Linked DNA regions of Mus musculus: region 2 is linked to region 1. A link is a loop called in an ENCODE intact Hi-C map of the cell type or tissue named here. Cell type or tissue: left cerebral cortex. All regions are shown on one strand. Each heading gives the region's core, and the rest is flanking DNA. Links, peaks and the distances in the headings are about the cores only.

Evidence for each region. Peaks named below come from ENCODE experiments on the same cell type or tissue, not always from the same donor. Only the 100,000 strongest peaks of a DNase experiment are listed, where the experiment ranks them.
Region 2: it touches region 1 in a loop (2.7-fold over the local background); 15 of 42 quality-filtered maps call a loop at or near these places.

Annotation. Positions count from the first base shown.
Region 1 is chr16:17,985,870-17,988,677 of GRCm38, forward strand. No RefSeq gene overlaps it. Among named protein-coding and RNA genes, the nearest start is that of Vpreb2, 6.7 kb to the left of the region's middle. In left cerebral cortex, for the core only: a CTCF peak has its summit at 1,079 (motif pointing left); DNase peaks (open chromatin) are centred at 836 and 1,029.
Region 2 is chr16:17,930,409-17,933,216 of GRCm38, forward strand. No RefSeq gene overlaps it. Among named protein-coding and RNA genes, the nearest start is that of Slc25a1, 3.6 kb to the left of the region's middle. In left cerebral cortex, for the core only: no CTCF peak of the experiment used is centred there; a DNase peak (open chromatin) is centred at 1,699.

The DNA.
Region 1 (2,808 bases), core at 92-2,591:
CAAGCAAGAGATCTTGTCTCAAACAAGATGAAAGGCCAACACCTGAGGTTGACCTCTCTGACTTCCGCGTGCATCCAGTTGCACATGCATGCCCACACCCACTCGTACGAATGAGCGTGTGCACACACACGTAGATACACACAAAATATATACACATACCATAAACACACACACAAGAACTGCCTTCGTACTGAGAACATGCTTCAATCCCAGCTCTGAGGAGAAGGAGGCAGGAATCCTAGACCAACCTGGTCTCAAAGAAAACACCCCGAACCTGTACAACAGACAACAAACCTCTCAAAATTCTCCACTTCACTGACAACTTAGCTGCTTTGAGGGACTATTTGAATAGCAAAGGCAGGGTAAGCATTGGACTCTCTTCTCGTTCATTTATCAACTCTAGTGAGTGTATAAACCGGGGCAGAACTGCTCCAAGGTGTGGTTGAGGGGAAGGTTTTTATTGCAGAAATGAGGGAGAGAAAAGCCAGAGGCATCTGCAGGAGTCCACAGCAGAGGGGGAAAGCAGTGGACTGACACTGGTCAGCAGACTGGACCAGGCTGTGGCAAGAGAACAAGAGAGTGTGGGCAAGAGAGAGACCAAGAGAGGGAGAGAGGGAAGGGGCCAAGACAGGAAGACAGGGAGAGAGTACAGCTGAAATAACTGGGTTATAAGGGAAGAAGCTGGGGGAGAGAAGCCCGGGAGCTGGAGAAGTTGAGTGTGGGGGAGGGGGCGAGAAGCAATGTGAGGAGCCACAGGTACTTGTGGTTCTGAGTGATCCTGAAGTCAACAAGCGCTTTGGCAGGTTACCAGTGGGCGCCACAGATAGTCATTTGTCCTAACAGTGTAGAGAATGGAGTCATTGTCCTTTTCTTAGCAACAGACTTGAGAGAAAAGTAAAAATAGATACATTCCGTGTTTTTCTTAAAGAGATATAACCAAGTGAAAGAAGCCCACGCTTGTACATTGGTAAAATCAAAGTCACCCAGACCGCATGAGCCAATAAGGTGGAAAAGTCAAACATGCAGGTTTGCAACTCTCAACAGCTCTGGGGAGGCAAAGGAGTTTAGCGCCCTCTCCTGGTCACCCTGTAGAGCAGAGCCATACAGCATGTGGGGAACAAAGACGCTCCAGGTAGAATTCTTTAGAGGTTCCAAGAGTGAATTCTTTCCAAAGAACTTTCTAAAGGGAAATAGGAGTGCCCTGAGTGTTTTAGTTCCCGATGACAGGGAGGAACAATATGTGAGCAGCTTTTTAGAAATATGAAAACAACCATCTCTAACTGCCTTAATCAAAAGTAGCCAAGTATCATATTTTTCAGAAATATAAATATATACAGATAAGCATGTCCCCGACTAATGAGATGTCACATGTACAAAAGAAAGCACAGTGGTATCTCCAGAAACAGCCATTGCAGTTGTTAGATTTCAGAACATGGGACCAGCATTGCTAACACAAGGGGAAGTTTCAGTCATTCACAGAGGCTTGTCCCTACCCCAGGCTCTGGTGCCTACACATACTTGCTCAAAGACTTGCAGGAGATGCACACCAACATGCACACATATATGTGTAAATACAGATCCATTTATGTGGGCATGCTAGGACATATGTTATGTTCAGAAGTTCAGAGAGTATTTCTCCATCTCCTACCTCAGCACAGGCCCAAACCTATACCAGACAGGCTTAGAATTGTTTGTTTACATGGCATAGAAAGCCACACACATTGTGGAGACTATACTTTGAATTTTTAGTTTTAATGTTTCTATTGTGTGGCCTGAACCTCTTATAGTGCAGAAGAATTGTGAATTGTAGCTCCCAGCCAATCTTACAATCATGAAGGAGACATACCAGTACTGCAGAGTAGGATGCTGCAGTTGGGTGGACAGATGAAATCCCTTTTCTATCTACAAATTATCAGAATGTAGCCACGCTGTTTACTCCAAACACTGCAGAGTATCTGCAGGAATTTTGTCAAAACTCTGGTTCTGCTGAGTCATGGGGTCAGCACATGATGGAGGGCATAGACATTGGTTCTGCTGAGTCATGGGGTCAGCACATGATGGAAGGCATAGACATTGGTTCTGCTGAGTCATGGGGTCAGCACATGATGGAGGTCATAAACATTAGTTCTGCTGAGTCATGGGGTCAGCACATGATGGAAGGCATAGACATTGGTGAAGAGGTCAGCTCAGGAGCTTTGGCAAATCCCACCAGACCCCTCCCCTCCTGGGAGAGAAAGGTAATAGAGCACATAGGCACCCCTTCCCTCTGGAAGGTTGGGGGATTAATTACATTCCTCAGACCACAGGGAAATGACCATCTGCTACCTGTGGGTAGAGGAGGCTCAGAGCACATTCTGAGACTGTTGGCCACCTATAGACAAGGGAAGTCTTTGCCACCTCATCCCCTAAAGACTAATCAGTTTAAAAGTCACACTGTTCTACCAATCGCATTGTGCCTAATGGCTGCTGCTCTGAAAACTGTATAAAAACTCGCCACATGGGCTGCATGAGGTCATTCTCTCTCCTTTGTGTGTAGGGCGACCCCAGCATGCTGGAACAATAAAATTCCTCTTGCTTTAGCATGGATCCCCAACTCTTGTGTTCTTTATTCAGGGGGTCTCTGATAAGTGAAGGCTCGCCAGAGTCTTAACATTTGGTGCGTTGGAAGGGAATCAGACCCCCTGTGGGGACACACCAGAGTGGTGAATCGGAGGTCTTGAGCAGGTACCGCTGTTCTTCTTTGTCTTGCTGTTTGTCAAAGTCTGAATCTGTAAGTCTATTTGAACATTCAGTTTGCGTGCAAGCGTG
Region 2 (2,808 bases), core at 215-2,714, 55 kb before region 1:
GGGGCCCTTAATAAGGGCAGGCAGCTTCTGGAGGGGCTGCAAACAGCTGCCAGCTCTAGCCTGCAAAGGCATTCAGGGCTGGCAGCCCTAGTCCAGGAGACCTGTTTATTTTCTAGTCTACACCAACTAGGATAGCGTCCCTGCCTCAGAATCAGAGTCTCAGGGTATGGCCTTGGGACCCACATGCTTGAAGCGGTCTTGGCACTCAGCAGTGGGTTAGAAAGTGCTCCTGAGAGATGGAATTTCCATAGCATTAGAAACATCCGTCTGGATCAGGTAGCACAGGTCCCTGGAGTAGAACTCTGATACCCAGGAAGGACTTTAAAATCATGCATCGTCACCTTGTCACCTCAGTGAGCTAAGTAAAGTCACCCTCCCCACCCCAACTGTTGAATGGAGTCATTAATTGATTTGTGTGGTAACATTACTACTAAGAGTTTGGCAGAAGGGCATCACTCCAATGGGGTCTCGAACCCATGTACCTCAGGCTCCACTGGATGTTTTGCAGGAATACAGCCTGGCTGCACAGAGCCCAATGGACGGTGCTGAAGGTTTCACTGAATAGCAGTATGTCAGCTGCTACCCCACTGCCATGGATAAAGCCCAAGACTGTCAACTGGCCTGCTTGTCCCACATTCTGGTGGTATGTGCTGATGGCCTGGTCTTAAAGTAGCTCACTTACCAGGAACTGGCTCAGGCTAGAGTCACCGTCAGTCACAGGCTGTGCTGATCGAGGCCAAAGGGACTGACCATCATGGCTAGCACTTTTCTTAGGCATCGTCTTTTTTTTTTTTTTTTTTTGGTTTTTCGAGACAAGGTTTCTCTGTGTAGCCCTGAAACTCACTTTGTAGACCAGGCTGGCCTCGAACTCAGAAATCCACCTGCCTCTGCCTCCCAAGTGCTGGGATTAAAGGTATGTGCCACCACTGCCCGGCTTTTTAGGCATCATCTTATCACTTAGATGAAATAGGATACAACTAAGTCCATAGAATTGCCTCCAGGCCATTTTGTGCTCCAGGCAGCAAACCCAAAGTCCCGAGACACTCTACTAACTTCCCTTCAAGAGCCATGGCTGCAGCTCCTTGGCCAGCTTGGGACTGTATGATGCAGCACTCTGCATGCTGGGCAGTGTTCCACGCCAAGGCAGCACAGCTCGGAGCCTGCAGGCTGTTCTGTAGCAGAGCAGCACCAACTCCACCTAGGCCTTTCCCTACTGAAGACCAAGTGTTCCTAAAAAGGAGATACTACCTCCAGGGCTCTGTGAAGGATCAACTGTGATCTGTGACTCTGCTGTATTGCCCAAATGTGGCACATATAGGTGGGCACTCAGAAGACAGTGGGTCCAACCTAGGTCCAGATACCCTGATGCACAAAAAAGGTGCAGAGGCTGCTGTGGGCATCCTGGAAAAAAAAAGCAAAACAGGTCCAGGTCCTAACCCGGCACGGAACAGCCATCAGAGTGGCTGGTGCTCAAGAAACAGGGATCTACTTTTTCTCCACTTCCTCAAAACTTTCTAAGAGCCAGGCATGATGGTACAAGAGGCTCATAAGTTTGAGGTGACATAGTAAGACATCTGAAGAAAACCCTAGGTTCTATTTCTATACTTGCAAATATAATTCCCCCCCCCCATCCCCATCTGTGTGTGCCTGTGTGTGTTCATGTTCAGGCATGGCACCCAGAGCTCTGTACACGTTAGCATTCTACCACTCGCTCCACTCCCACGCTCACAGCCTCATTATAAACCCCAGCAGGAGAGAAGCATGCTGCTGTGGCCAGTGTTTCAAAGCCTCCTCCTTTGGGCCAGGTGTTAACTACTGCCTGTTTTGGAGAAAAGGAGACTGAGAAGTCACTTGATCCTGGTCACACAGCCCACTGCTTATGCACCACTGTGACCTGTCCTGTCTAGGAGCAACTTGTGAGGTTAGTGAAGTCTAATCTCACAAGCCACCACTGAAATCCTGGGCATATGCCCACCATGGGCTGTTTCACCGGGCAACCCCTGACTAGTTCATCGACTGCCTTTCTCCTAACCCAGTGGTTCTCAGCCTTCCTAATGCTGCGATCCTTTAAAACAGTTCCTCATGATGTGGTGACCCCCAACTATAGAATTATTTTCATTGCTACTTCATGACTATAATTTTGCTACTGATATGAATTATAATGTAAATATCTGATATGCAATATATCTTGAAAACCAGTATAAGTGGATTTTTTTTTTCTCACCTGCTCATGCCTGTCTTAGAGCACCTGCCTTGCTCCTGAAGTGGAAGCTCCAAGTTTCTGTCACATGTATCTCTTAGGACCTCTGATACCAACAGGGTCACAGTTTCAATTTTCATGATTACCTGACTGGGCTACTCTCAGCTGGCTTGTTTTAAAATTGAGTCTCATGTGGTCTCTCCTGTCCTTTTCCCTTCATGGGAAAAGACCTAACATAGACACCTTCTGGGGATGAAGCCGCAGTCCAGTGATTCTCAACCTCTCTAATGTGTATGACCCCTTAATACAGTTTCTTATGCTGTGGTGACCCCCAACCATGAAGTTATCTCCTTGCTACTCCATTACTATAATTTTGCTAGTTATGAATCTTAATGTAAATATCTATGTTTATTACTGGTCTTAGGCAACCATTGATAGGATGTTTGATTCCCCAGAGGGCTCATAGTCTGCAGGTTGAGAAGCACTGTCTTGAAGAAAGGGCCTGTTTCCAGATCTCCAGTGCTCCAGACCAAGTGTGGCCACCCACGGTGGCTTCTTAGAGGACTCAGGATGCAAGAGTGCCCTTGGTGAGCACCGAGTCCTGATCC